Linked DNA regions of Homo sapiens: region 1 is linked to region 2. The links are chromatin contacts, found by Hi-C or POLR2A ChIA-PET in ENCODE. All regions are on one chromosome and are shown on one strand. Each heading gives the region's core, a stretch centred on a gene start or an enhancer-like site at or near the end of the contact. The rest is flanking DNA. Distances are from core to core; before and after follow the strand shown.

What was found. Hi-C counts contacts between places; a loop is a spot of excess contacts on that map. ChIA-PET counts read pairs that join two places held with the same protein, here RNA polymerase II (POLR2A). Pooled maps may share reads with other maps.
Region 1: a map of naive thymus-derived CD4-positive, alpha-beta T cell shows a loop between it and region 2 (8-fold over the local background). The contact joins two enhancer-like sites. A Hi-C loop is called at or near these places in 3 of 168 maps with a recorded cell type or tissue (CD8-positive, alpha-beta T cell and naive thymus-derived CD4-positive, alpha-beta T cell), 2 of 37 single-sample maps with no recorded cell type and 10 of 50 pooled maps. POLR2A ChIA-PET finds 5 or more read pairs at or near these places in 8 of 52 experiments (CD4-positive, alpha-beta T cell, CD4-positive, alpha-beta memory T cell, Caco-2 and 4 more).

Annotation. Positions count from the first base shown.
Region 1 is chr7:143,245,593-143,253,477 of GRCh38, forward strand. The region is part of intron 2 of LOC105375546 (a long non-coding RNA gene); the gene reads left to right. Among named protein-coding and RNA genes, the nearest start is that of GSTK1, 14 kb to the right of the region's middle. RefSeq lists a silencer at 1,309-1,485. Within about 2 kb of position 3,324, at least 3 of the 41 ENCODE cell types and tissues checked have a DNase peak (open chromatin) inside an H3K27ac peak, as active enhancers do.
Region 2 is chr7:142,804,939-142,811,931 of GRCh38, forward strand. It overlaps TRB. Among named protein-coding and RNA genes, the nearest start is that of PRSS2, 37 kb to the left of the region's middle. RefSeq lists cis regulatory regions at 1-166, 3,772-4,663 and an enhancer at 3,451-4,650. Within about 2 kb of position 3,998, at least 10 of the 41 ENCODE cell types and tissues checked have a DNase peak (open chromatin) inside an H3K27ac peak, as active enhancers do.

The sequences.
Region 1 (7,885 bases), core at 2,074-4,573, 440 kb after region 2:
TGAATGTGTGTGTCCCCACAAAACTCATAGGTTAGAATCCTAACCCCCAAGGTGATGGTATTAGGAAGTGGGGGCTTTGGAAAATGATTAGGTCATGAGGGTGGAGCCCTCATAAATCGGGTGGGTGGCCTTATGAAAGGGACCCAGAGAGTTCCCTGTCCTTTCTACCACATGAGGACACAGGGAGGAGATGGCCATTTGTGAGCCAGAAAGTGAGCCCTCATCAGACACCATATCTGCCAGCTCCTTGATCTTGGACTTCCCAGCCTCCAGACCTACCAGAAATAAATGTCTGCTGTTTATAAGCTATGCAGTCTATTGTATTCTATAATTGCAACCCTGACTACAGTGCTATCCACGGTCTACTTACTTCCTACCTACAGTTCAAGTCTTCATTTAGGGTTACTTCCTCTGAGAAGCATTCCCTGATTCTTTCTCAACATCCTTAACACTCCTTCCCTCAACACACACACACACACGCACACACAAAACACACTTTGTATTGAATTTGCCAATTGATGTTTTGCCTTTTGACTCCCACATCAGATGGAGTGCTTATAACCCCAAGCACTCAGAACAGTGCATGAGGCAGAGGAGACACTCAATAGACACCAGTGCAGGTTTGCAACCAGGGTGATTTTGATGCCACCAGGAAACACTTGGCAATTTTGTCACCTTAAAAGTTCCCTCATGCCAATGTTCAGTCAATCCCCACTCTCACTGCCAGCCTTAGGAGAAACCACTGATTTGCTTCCTGTCTATTCTGAAAATGTTATGCAAATGAAATTGTATAACACATAGTACTTTGCATCCATCTTCTTTCATTTAGCATAATATTTGGTGGTCACACCTGGGCACCTAGTGGCATCCAGTGGGTAGAGGCCAGAAATGTTACAAAAACATTTTTACAATAAACACAACAGCCCCCACAACCAATAATTATCCATTCCAATGTGTCAATATGCTGAGGTTAAGAAATCCTGCACTAGTGAAATGAATAAACGTGTGAATTAATGAACAAATGAATCCTCTTTTCTGACATGAATTTAAGGATTGTTCTCACTATCCTTTCAAATTCTTTTAAAAAAAGAAGAGTCTCTGAAAATATTTCCATATCCCTTCCCTTCCCACATTTCAACTTTGTTTCTCTAACAACTGTGTTTTCAAAGAACGGCTCAGAATGGGAGAAATACCAGGATTATTGCACTGGGGACACCGATGTTCTGCACAGGCTCCCTTAGACATAAACCCAAGCAGGTGAGGTGCTGCCAGCAGCCTTCAGCTGTCAGCCCTGAGCTGAAGAGTCACCTCAGCCAAGGTCAGGGCCCCTTCCCAGGGCAGCGCATAACCTGAGACTAGCTCATAAGGGGATGTAAAGTCCCAGCCAACTCACCGGAACTCAGTACAATCTCAGAATTCCTTGTAGAACTGACAGGGTCCTTTGCTGAGACAGCATCACAGCACCACAGCCAACCTTTCCCTCTGCCTGACTCTCTCATTTTCTTCCCTTCTCTTCCCATCCCATCACTTCCTCTCCACAGGTGTTGATCATAAAATCAATCCCTGATAAAGCTCCTCCACTGTAATCTTCAGGAGGCTGCCTCCCAAATGTGACAATGTGAAACAATGACTCTGGCTTCTCAAGTTTATATTGGAGCACAAAAACTTTTAATGTACAAAAATATATATTTATAAGATAATCTATCATGACAGACACCAGATCAGTGGGGATGGAGGGCAGGGAGAAATGGAGGAAGGGATTGCAAAGGGTCGTAAGAAAATTTGGAAGGAGGGTGACATAAATGTTCATTATCTTGATTGTGATGGCAAGTTAACAGGGATATACACATGTCAAAACTTACCAAGGCATATACTTTAAATATGTGCAGTTTATTATGTGTCAGTTAAACTTCAATAAAGCTGAAGAAAGAAAGAAGGAAGGAAAGAAGGAAGGAAAGAAAGAAAAAGAAAGAAAGAAAGAAAAAGAAAGAAAGAAAGAAAGAAAGAAAAAGAAAGAGAGAGAAAAGAAGAAGGAGGAAGGAGGGAGGGAGAGGGAGGGAGGAAGAGGGAGGGAGGAAGGAAGGAAGGAAGGAAGGAAAAGACATTAGAGTCTGAGAAATTAGGAGAAATTACACGATATGTAATGCAGCTATTTTTATTTTTTCATTTTCTTTTGTTTTTGTCCATCTGAATACATATTTTATAAGGATATAATTACAGTATATATTAGTTGTTCTCAGCTTCAATATTGTCACACTGATATGTCCCGATGAATCATGAGATGTTCTACCTAAACTTATTAATCATATTTAAAGTACCCCAGTTTGCTAAGGTTTATCTCTTTTAATATAGCATAGCACACCCAAGATTAGAATTATAATAATGTCAATTTCACTCTCTTACATTTGGTATGTTTTCCTAAGTGAGAAAGCTAGCACACAGAGTTTCATATAACCATTGATAAATCCTTAGGAAAATGTCAAGTGCTGAGAACCAGTAATATAAATACTCAGTACTCAGTGGTATCTTGGCAAATATTGTATCTTAACACTCTGTCACAGATGTTGCCATATGGCCTTCATAATTGACATTTTCCTTAAATCCAGGTAAAATATACAAATGGTAAAAGAAAATCACATAAATAATAACAGCCTCCTTCTAATTCCCTCCCACTTCTGCCAGTATAATTTCCTAAGGGCAACTTTCTTCCTTTCTTCATTGCTTTTTTTCCCTCCTTCCTCCCTTCATCTTTCCCTACACCCATTCCTCCCTCCTTCTTTCCTTCGTATCTGTGCTTCTTTCTGGGTAGATAATTTACTTACATGGGTCAAAAATTTAATGAGTTTTAAATGTCATATACAACAAAAACTCTCCCTCATACCCTGGTACTCACTTACCTATGTTTCCTCCTCAAAAGCAACAATTTTGTCAGTTCTTTGTCACTCCATTAAGCAATATCAGGAAGTATATACATGCATGTGTATTTCACACATTTACAGAATATTTCCAACTTTTAAGATAATAATATGCATCATTTTACATCTTGCTTTTTTCACTTATTAATATATGGAATATCATTAAATAGTAATAGAAAAGAGCTTCCAAATTCTTTTTAAAGATGCAAGATATTCTAAATATTGATGTATTGAATTACTCCCATAACAATGAACATTAGGTGCTTTCCAATCTGTTGCTATTACAAAAAGTGTTGTAATTTATAACTTCATAGGAAGGGAAGTTCATGCCCCCACATATTTGCAGAGCAGAGCATTTGGCTGCACCCAACTCTTGTGGTCAAGCAATGACCCTTCCCTGCTTCACAGCCCAACCTGAGGTTCTTCCAGGCCTGGGGAGGGAGGAAAGCTTGAAACTGTGCATATCTGTAGAGCATAGCCTCTGGCTTTGCCCATCCCAAGTGGGCAAGCAGTGACCTCAGAGACTCATCCAGCCCTAAGGCTAAGGCCCAGCCTGTAGCCCTGTCCAGCCAGATTCCAAACAGCATACCACTAACCTATGAAAAAGAGCCTGCAAATCTGCTCAATCAGACATGATTGCAGAGCCTAGCCACAAGTTCTACCTAAACACAAAGCCCAGCCAGTGCTCTTACTAGAGTACAGAGTACAGCCAGCAGCTCCAGCTGACCTTTGAGCTTAGGCAGCAGCTCAGCCCAACTAAAGAACCCAAGAGCAAGGTCTGCCTGCATAGGGTCACTACCAGCTGACCCGTTCAGAAACACAGGCCAGGCTAAATAGCGAAGCTCCATCCCCAGTGCAGAACACCAGCAAAAACCAGACAAGGTAGGTGATTCCTCAAATGTGCAGACACTGACACAAAGACACAGAATTACAAAAAAACAGAGAAATATGACACCACCAAAGAAATTAATAATGCTCCAATAATGGACCCTAAAAAAATGAAGAACTATAAAATTTCAAATAGCAGTACCACTCATTTAGGAAACAGACCCTAGATGACTGATAAAAACTTCAGAAAAAAATCCTCTTCAAGAAGCTCAGGGAACTACAAGAAAACATGAATAGAAAATTAAATAAAATTTAAAATACAATGCACAAACAAAACAAAAAGTTTGGCAAAGAAATAAAAACAATAAAAATAGAAATTTTAGAGAAAAAGAATATAATAAATGAGCTGAAAAATTCAATAAAACTCTTCAATGGCAGACTCAATCAAGCAGAAGAAGGAATCAGTGAGGTTGAAGATGGTACATTTGAAATTACTCAGGGAAGAAAGAAAAGAGAATAAAATGAAGACAGAAAGCCTATGGGAATTATAGGATATCATCAAGATAACTAAATTTACATAATAAAAGTGGCACTGGGAGGATCGCTTGAGGCAAGGAGTTCAAAACCAGCCTGGGCAACACAGCAAGATCTCCATCTCTACAAAAATAAAATTAGCCAGGCATGGTGGCACACATCTGTAGTCCCAGCTATTCCAGAAGCTGAGCTTGAGCCAAGGTGTTCGAGGTTATGGTGAGCTACGATCATGTCACTGCACTCCAGCCTGGATAACAGAGAGAGATCTTGCCTCAAATAAATAAATAAGTAAAAATAGAAGTGGCAGAAAGTGGAGAAAGAGAGAAAGTGCCAGAAAGCACTTTTTAAAAAATGGTTGAAAACTTCCCAAATCTAGGGAAAGATGTCAATACCCAGGTACAGGGAGCTCAGAGGTCTCCAACAAAATTCAACTCAAAGAGGTGTTCAACAAGACATATCATAATCAAACTGTCAAAATTAAAGACAGAAAGAACTCTGAAAGCAGAAAGAGATAAGGAAATATCACATCTTAAGGAATCTCAATGTGACTAGCAGTGGATGTCTCAGCAAAAACCCTGCAGATAAGGACAGAGTGGGATAATATACTCAAAGTGCTGAAGGAAAACAGTGCCAAACAAGAATATATCCAGAAGAAGTCCCTCTGAAATAAGGAAGAATAAAAACTTCACCAGACAAACAAAATTTAAGGGTGTTCATCATTACTAGTCCTGCCTAGTAATCATGCAGGAATTGCTAAAAAAGAGTTCTTTAAGCTGAAATAAAAGGTATTTAATTAATAACAAAGCATATGAAAATATAAAACTCAATGGGCATATTCAGGATAATCTACTACTCTAATGGTGGTGTATAAAGCAATTTTATCTCTACTATGAGGGTTAAAAGATAAAAGTATTAAAAACAACTATAGCTGCAATAAATCGTTAAGGGATACAAATTACAGAAAGACGTAAAATTTTATATCAATATTATAAGAGGTGGTTGGGGTAAAAGTGTAGAATTTTTGTATGTGAATAGAGTTAAGTTGTTATCTGTTTAAAATAGCCTATTATAAGTATAAGATGTTTCATGTAAGCCTCATGGTAACTACAAAGCAAAAACAAAAACCTATAGTAGTTGCACAAAACATAAAAAGAAATAATTTGAAGCATATCACTACAGGAAACCACCAAACCACAAAAAAAAATAGCAAGGCATGAAAAAAGAAAAATGACAAAAGAAAACAAGTTACAACATAGCAGTAGGAAGTCCACACCTATTAAATAATTACCTTAAATAAAAATGAATTAAATTATCCAATCAAAAGAAAGTAACTGAGTGGATTTAAAAAAAAATGTAGCCTACAAGAGGCTCACATTATTAGTAAAAACACACAAAGACTGAAAGCAAAGGGATGAAAAAAGATATTCCATGCAAATGGAAGCCAAAAGAGAGCAGTAGTAGCTATACTGATAGCAGACCTAATAGACTAAGTCAAAAACTGTAAAAAAAAAAAAAAAAAAAAAAAGACAAAGAAGGTCATTATACAATAATAGGGGGTTCAATTCATGAAGAGGACAAAACAAGTGTAAATACATATGCTCCCAACATTAGAACATCTAAATATAAAAAGCAACTATTAAATGATCTGAATGCAGGCTGGGTGTGGTGGCTCACGTCTATAATTCCAACACTTTGGGAGGCTGAGGCAGGAGGATTCCTTGAGCCCAGGAGTTTGAAACTAGCCTGGACAACATAGTGAGACCTCATCTCTACAAAACATAAACAAAATTAGCCAGGCATGGCAGTGCACATCTGTAGGCCCAGCTACTCAGGAGGTGGGAAGATCATTTGAGCCCAGAAGGTCGAGGCTGCAGTGAGCCAAGATCACACCATTGCACTCCAGCCTGGGTGACAAAACAAGACGCTATCTCAAATAAATAAATAAATAATCTGAAGGGAAAGATAGACTGCAATATAATAATAGTAGGAAACTTCAACACTCCATTTTGAACAATGGACAGATCATCTAGACAGAAAATCAGTAAGATAACATTGGCTTTGAATTACAAGTTAGGCTAAATGGAACTAATGCACATATACAAAACATTTCATCCAACAGCAACAAAATATACATTCTTCTCAAGTGCACACAGAACATTATCTAAGATGGCTCTAAATGTTAGGCCACTGATATGGTTTGGGTCTGTGTCCCTGCCCAAATCTCATGTCAAATTGTAATAATCCCCAGTGTCGGAGGTGGGGTCTGGTGGGAGGTGATTGGATCACGGTGGTGGATTTCCCCCTGGAGCTGTTCTTGTGGTAGTGAGTTATCATGAGATCTGGTTGTTTAGAAGTGTTTAGTACCTCCCCCTTCTCTCTTCCTCCTGCTCTAGCCACATAAGATGTGCCTGCTTCCCCTTCACCTTCTGCCATGATTTTAAGTTTCCTGCCATGCTTCCTATACAGCCTGTGGAACTGGGAGCCAATTAAACCTCTTTTCTTTATAAATTACCCAGTCTTAGGTATTTCTTTATAGCAGTGTGAGAACTGACTTATATAGCCACAAAATGAGGCTTAACAAATTCAAGAGGATTAAAATCATAACAAGTATATTTTATGATTACAGTAGTATGATACTAGAAATCAGTAACAGGAGAAATCTTCAAAAATTCACACATATATGAAAACTAAAGAGCACACTCTGAACAATCATTAGATCAAAGAAGAAATCAAAAGGAAATTGAAAAATATTCTGAGACAAATAAAATTGAAGCACAACATATCAAAACTCATGGGATGTGGCAAAAGCAGTTCTAAGAGGAAACTTTATAGCAATAAACACCTATATCAAAAAGGAAGAAAGAGCTCAAATGAGCGATCTAATATTATACCTAACAAACTAGAAAAGGAACAAACTAAGCCCAAAGTAAGCAGAAAAAAGGAAATAACAAACAGCAGAGTGGAAATAAATAAAATAGTAATTAGAAAAACAATAGATAAAATCAACAAAATTGGCCAGGCATGGTGGCTCACACCTGTAACCCCAGCACTTTGGGAGGCCGAGGCAGGAAGATTGCCTGAGTGCAGGAGTCTGAGACCAACCTGGGCAACATGGCAAAACTCCAACTCTACCAAAAAAAAAAAAAAAAAAATACAAAAATTAGCCAGGCATGGCCATAAGTGCCTACAGCCCTAACAACTTGGGAGGCTGAGGCGGGAGGATCACTTGGGCCCAGGAGGTCGAGACTGCAGTTATCTAAGATTGTACCATTGCACTCCAGCCTGAGTGACAGAGCAAGACCCTGTCTCTAAAAAATAAAATAAGTTAAGATAAAATAAAATAAACAAAACAGTTGGGTCTTTTTGAAAATATAAACAAAAGTGAAAAAAACCTTAGCCAGACTAGGGAAAAAAGAGACTACTCAAATAAAATCAGAAATGAAAGAGGAAACATAACAAATAGTACAGAATACAAAGGATCATAAGAAACTACTAAGAACAATTATATTCTAACAAATAGGATAACAGAAAAAAATGGATTAATTCTAGACATATGCAACCTACTAAGACTGAATCATGAATAAATAGAAAATCTCAGTATACTAAGA
Region 2 (6,993 bases), core at 2,748-5,247:
GTTTGATGGCCATCATCTTGGGGACGTGGAAAACGGAGGCATTAGCAGGTGGGAGGATGTGGGAGGAGTTTCTTGTTAGTACCCTAGAGTTTGCAATCAGACCCAGGTGAATGAATTCTCCTCTGGAGGATAAAAGGCCATGTGAATTTTACCCTCTCAGTCCAGGGGACTTGACAGAGATGGAGAGAGCTTCAAGCTCCATCTGGTCCTCCCAACACCCTACTTGACCCAGGGCAGGTTCCTCTTCCCAAGTTTTTACAGCCATTTCCTTGTCTCTCTCAAACAACACCCCCAACATTCAGCACGCATGCACTGGGAAGTGAATCTCTTCTGCCTCTACCTGCCTTTTTCTCTAGAATCGAAGTGGATTCTTCTGGGCCAATTCTGGGCATCCTCTCCATTCTTCCTCAGGTAACACTGAGAAAAGATGAGTTCGATGTAGGGCAATAATATAACTTACTGTAAGAATTGAGATACCATTGAAAATGAAAGGGGCCCATTGGCCACATGGGATGCTGGAACAAGAGGAGTAAACCAGGAATGGTCACAAGGCCCCTCCAGTGGAGAGGCTCTGAGGGAGTTTCTGGGTGCAGCATTATTCCTGCAAAGGGAGGTACTAAAGGGACTCCACACCAACCTGGACTTGTTGACTGGTTCAAACCTCAGGGCTGACCTAAGCATCATCCTATGAAGAAACCATGTGGACAGAATATAGGGCAAGGCAGGGACAACAGCATCCAACACAGGTGACACCCAGTGCAGAGCAAAGCATGCTTACTTATTGAAAAGAGTTACAAGAAAAGCATCTCTGGAAGAATGTCTAGGGTACCCCAAGTTCTCGCTGAACTTAGCATGGAGTAGCTCTTAAAGAGAAGAACTTCACCTGTGACCTTTACAGATTTATTTGGGAAATTGGAAGAAAAAGGGGGTCATCCAAATGGTTGTGTAATAAAATAACTTCTTTGTGGGGGAAATGGGATTCCCGTGAGCATCCCAGAGCCCCAGTCACCATCACTTCCTGAGAGGAAGAATCTTCCCATCAGCACCAGTATCCATAGAGATTTTCCTACTACTAGGCTCATTGCTGGGCCACATAAGGTTGGGGAGTGGGGATGGTCGGGAGCTGCTGGGACAATCCAAGAGAAAAAGGCTTTTTCTCTCTCAAGGGAGTGATTTCATAATAAGAGTTTGAGATAAGGGCAATGGATCCTAATAGATATTAAAGTCTCCATTTCCGTCCCTGAGCCATTTCCTCATTTTTCTTCTGTAGTGGCCCAGAAAGGAGGGGTGGAGATAGACTGATATCAGCCCCTAACAGTCTGTGTGACACACAGCCCCAAATGTCCTATATAGGAGAATCTTTGTGAGGTTTCTCTGGTTATAAATGAATGTGGGAATGGAATATTGGTGCTTTGAGACCTCTGTTGAAGCTGCATAGTGAAAACAAAAATGAGTTTTTGCTTCTTCCTCAGGTAACACTGAGCAAAGATGTCTAGCCATATTTTCATTTAGGGGTGTTGGGAGATGCTGGTGGAGATCACGGGAATGGCTAAAACCCAGAGGTGAACTCAGCTTTGCCATGGACCCATGAGTGAATCCATTTTCTGCTTCTCTACTGACATCTCAGACTCATCACCAGGTTCACTTTTACCATGTCCTAGAAACTCCCCTATGCTATATAAGAAGACTCATAGTATAGAATGGCATGAAGCATGGCCAACAGTTTTAATCACAGTTCATTTCCATTGCTTGTGGCAAACTCCCATGGCTCCCAAAAAGCTGATTTCTGAGGCTTGGGACCCCATAACCTAAGACTACCCAACCCACCTAGACTCAAACACAACATATTCCCTGCCTTATTCTAGGGTTGAATGTTCTTTCCTCCTATCTGGAAGCCTTCCTTTTCTTGCTGTCTGTGTTTGTGAATTTGAAGTTCCTGGGTTCCTTAACATCCCTACATCTCTGCCTGTCCTTTTATTTTTTTTATTGTGGCAGAACTTATGAATCATCTCCCTCCAACAGACATGATATTTTCTATTCGCCATCCCCCTCTCCTATAGACTCAACTACATGCCTTTCTCTCCCATCTCTATCCATAGTCTTTATCTCTGCTGCTGGTGGACTCCTGAGAGGGCTTCTTGGGGAATATGGGGCCCCAAAAATGAGTGAATGGCTTCTGTAGGTCAGCAAAAAGGATCTGAAAATGAGCCTACACCTGTGACTATTTCCAAAGGATTTTTATCAGCTTGCTCTGCAACTGATCTCAACTGCCCTCTGTGAATATGAGCATTTAATCCACACAACATGTAAAGCTAATTCTCAGCTCCTTTTTGCCAACCTACAGTTGCTATTCACTTATCTCTGGGACCCTATAGTCCCCCCAAAAGCCCTCTCAGGTGTCTACATGCAACAGAGTGCCCATATTCTGGCAAGAACCCATAAATCTATGCGAGACAGAATCATTAGAAACTTTAAAACTTGAGTTTTTGGAATGGAAAAAAAGCATGTAGTGGATGGATGAAAACATTATCGTAGCAAAGAAGATGTTGTAATGCAGAGACCTGGGTTTAAGCCTTAGTTCTGTCATTTATCAACTATGTGACCCTGGGCAAGTGATCACCTCTGAGACTCAGTTTTCCTTGCTGTAAAATGAGCTCAATTACAAGCCCAACTTCATAAGATCGTTTTATCTCATTTAACCCACACAACATGTAAAGCTTTTAGAACAATATCAGTAAGTATTAGGTGTTATTATAACTACTACCAACCTGAAGATTTTTTTCAGGCAAAACATTTTCAGTTTTCTCAATTTTGTTATTATAGGGCACAGTTTTGAGCACGTCCTACTTTCCATAGCCCAATCACTCCCTTCTGAAAACATTAAAGTTTGTTTTTATCCCTCTATCTTTTAAAAAATGTGTTGTACAGGACCTGACCCAGCACCAGGTGGGTTCTGACCTACAAAGAGTAAAGGGGGAACTTTGCCTCCTCTTTCTCAACATCTTATACGTTAGTTGGTTCCATTAGGACAATTTATCTACTTTTTGTACGCTCACCATCCCGTTGACTCACAGAGCTCACTTTGACTCACCCCCTGGGTGTTTTTTCACATATCCTTCTTTCACATATTCCCCTTCCTGTGTTCATATAGATGGTTTTCTCTGTTTGGTGGGGGAGGAGGGAGAGAGAGAATGTTTATCATGTTTATTCAGCTTATCTCTCCAACCTATTAAGATTCTGCAGGATTCTAATTTTGTGATTCATTATATTTATCCTTCTATCCTCATGCCATCTCAGATATGATCATCTTGCCTGATTCATTACTATAAGAGTGATTCATGAAATTCATAGCAAGATCACAGCTCAACAGAGACCCCACATTCCCCAAGCCTTGTCTGAAGTCCAGGAGCTGCTAAAACACAGAGAATTAGCTTCTGGTCCTCCTCTGGCCCCAGCTGCATGGCTCTGAACAACTCATTTTTATTCTCTGGGCTTATATGTCCTCCTCTGTGATATGAGGACATTGGGTAAAGTGATCTCTAAGAATCTTCAAACTCTGCTCTTCAGATTCTCTGATTCAAAGCCTGCAGTCTCTGAAGTACCAAGAGAATGGGAACTCAGAGAAGCTAAGCTCTTCCTGGCCTCAAATCATACATATCTGTGACATAGTCTCAGACAGTCTGATGGTGGAAGAGGACAGCACTGGCACTGGAGTCCCACAGTTAGCAAGAGTCAACTGGAGCCCTGACACCTGTTCCCTGGCCCTCCTCCATCAAAAAGGTCTAGGGCCATGAATGACAAGAAAATTGTGTTAAAAAGGAGAGTGGCCCTGAATCAAAAGGTGGGAAGTAATGAGATGTAAATCGGGGTCTTTTAGGTAATAGCTGACAACTGGGGTAGGAATGGGGGTTCTGAGCCCAGTGCTGGCTGCCGGGCTGTTTATCTCTGAGTCACATCAGCACCAAGCCACAGCAGCCACCTGCCCTAGCTCCATCTCTTACAGTCACAACAGGATGTGGTTTGACATTTACTGGGTCCTGCATCTGGGGTGCCTGTGAAAGTTGCTCCCTCCACCCACCCACCTTCAGAGCATCATGAGAACCACACTCACCGCATCCGGCACCCAACCCCCTCCTATGCTGCTCTTTCTACCTGGGCCCCTGGTTAGCATCCTGGCAGTAGAAATAGAACTTCAGAGGGGAGGGGCAGGGTCTCTAGAGGGGAATCTAGGTATCCCAGATCCATGTGCAGGCCTCCCCTCCCCCAACACATCTTTACACCTGCTGGAGGTTATGCACAAGATCAAAGGCCACAGTGGGCACCATGAAGATAGTGGAGAATGAAAAACAGCTGCAATAACTGCTCTGACCCAGTTGGGATCCCTTCTGGTCCCACATCACTCAGGCAACTCTCTCTTCCCACCTGCCCCCCAAACTCCCTTCCACCTCCCTCCACATGTATCCTCCCACTTCCTTCCACTCATGTAATGAGAGGTGCTGATGAGTCACAGGAGAGGTAGCCCTAGATAACCAACAGACTGCAAAACGGACAGTCCCTGGATGTCTGAGCCAGTGTTTGTGCACTGCATTGACTGGCTCCTCGTAGTTTTTTCCTGTAGTTGCTAAAGCCTGTAAGGTCTGTGTGATGAATATTTTCTAACACATCTTAGAAGAACATAATGCAAGACAGAATGAAAAACTAGAGAGGCAGAAACCCCCAAAGTAAGTAGTGGGAAATTACCAGGTATATAATAGGTCAAGCCTGCTCTGCAGGAGCTCAAGGGATTGTAGCATTCTTATCCCAAACCACTGAATCCTGGGCAAAAATAAGAAGTCGCCTAATTTTAGTATTACCAGCTTCCCAACCCCGGGCATTCTTCATCTTACTCAAGCTGTCCAGAGGCCCCAGGGTGACTCCCTATAAGTCCCATGGGTGGCTGAGATCTATTTAGAGGCACAAGGGTATCTCCTTATAAGTCCCATGGGTGGCTGAGATCTATGAGAAGCATCTTGGGGAGAGTGCCTCTGGCCACCAGCATGTGGCCCTGAATCTTCCATGTGCAACTGGCCAGGGAAGGAGATATATGGAAATAGTCATCCTGCACATCTGCAAAATCAGATGCAAATCCTGGAAGCTCTCCTAGAAAAGAGACAGCCTCATCTGATTAAAGGGGCAAGTGAGTTTGATGAATTATTGGCAAGAGACAGCATGTCTGAACAGGATCGGTCATCCTAAACTGCTTTCCTTTGTCCCCTGGAATTATAATGACTGTGGATTTCTGAGTCCTAGATGGTATGGAAACAGTTATGGGAATGAACAGTCTTGCATGAATAAGAGCAGATAACATGGAGGATGTTAATTTGTTCTGCTGAATTTAGGTGGCTTTCAAGCCTCTCCTTCAATGCTCACCTGTCTCTAGGATGCTCTGTGCAATGATCAGGACTTTTTTTCTTCAGATTCTCTAAAACTTACAATATTCACATAGACCTGCACATTTCTACACAAACTGACTCTCCTGCTTGCAATGTCATTTTGCTTATATAACTATTAGCCTCCTAAAGAGCTAAACTTAGCTACAATTTTATGTCCTTTGTGAAGTTTTCCAGAATTTTTGCAGTATATTACAGGAAGGAAAAATCTGCCTCAAGTCTCTACTAATTCTACTTGACTAGTGGTGATTGCCTGAGACATTTCTCTATTAATGAGGATTCTGAAGCTGTATAAAGCCCCTACAGAATCAGCATCTGAATAGGCACAGCATAGGGTTCAAGTTTCATGGTTTTGCCATCCAAGCATGTTTAGCATTTTAAATATTAATATTTATTACATACTTGTAGTTTATGATTTGAAATTTTTTAACTAAGTCTTCCTCTTGGGTAAGTTGTAATGAAAATAATCTTGTAAGCTTAAGGAGCGGAAAATAATACCTGTTGAAAATTAGAGCTTGTAATAGGGCTTTATAAACACCATCTCATTTAATACACATAACAATTCAATGAGGCAAGTTTTATAGGTGGGGAAAAACTTGAAACTTAGTAAAATTAAATAACTAGGTCAAGTTCATAACAACTAGCAAATTTTTAGACTACAAAAATCAAGTGCTTTGACTAAATCATGCTATGACTGTGCCCAACACCATCTCGAGTACATTTTATTTTTCTTTTTAATCCTCAAAATGACTCACTGTGTCCAGCAAATAATAGCTGCTTAATACATAGGTGATCCTTAAAGTTCAGTAGGGACCCCTGGGCATTATTCCATATGTTCTTGATCACTCTGTGTCTACATCTCAGATTTTCCACTTCAGATTAAATGATACTAGAAATATGCACGTGTCTGGATTGATCTAGGTTAAATGATGCCCGGAATGGAGTATTTTAAGACATCTTGTGCCCCCTTGTGGAGGGGAAGGGACATTAGAAAGAAAATCTTTTTAAGAACAAGGACTAGGGAGGGATGGGGATGAGGAAGGAAGCTCAGTTGCCAAGGTAACCATCGAACCTCTTCCCAGCCATCCACATCAGCCTTTTCCTCTCCTTCATTTCCATCCAAGTGATTTCTCTTTTTTAGAGCTCAACCATTACACACACGGTCCTCTTCTTGCGTATCTCTTGGATCACCATCTGTCTGTCTTTGCTACAAAGGAAGGGCTACAAGATAGTACAACAGGACATTTTTTAAAACCTCAAACATCACCAAAATTTCTAAGTGCAAGCTTATTTTTATTTTTTTTTTTTTTGAGACAGAGTCTCGCTCTGTCACCCAGGCTAGAGTGCAGTGGCATGATCTTGGCTCACTGCAACCTCCACCTCCCAGGTTCAAGTGATTCTCTTGCCTCAGCCTCCCAAGTAGCTAGTATTACAGACGCCTGCCACCACGCCCGGTTAATTTTTGTACTTTTAGTAGAGACAGGTTTCACCATATTGGCCAGGCTGGTCTCAAACTCCTGACCTCAGGTGATCCTCCTGCCTCAGCCTCCCAAAGTGCTGGGAT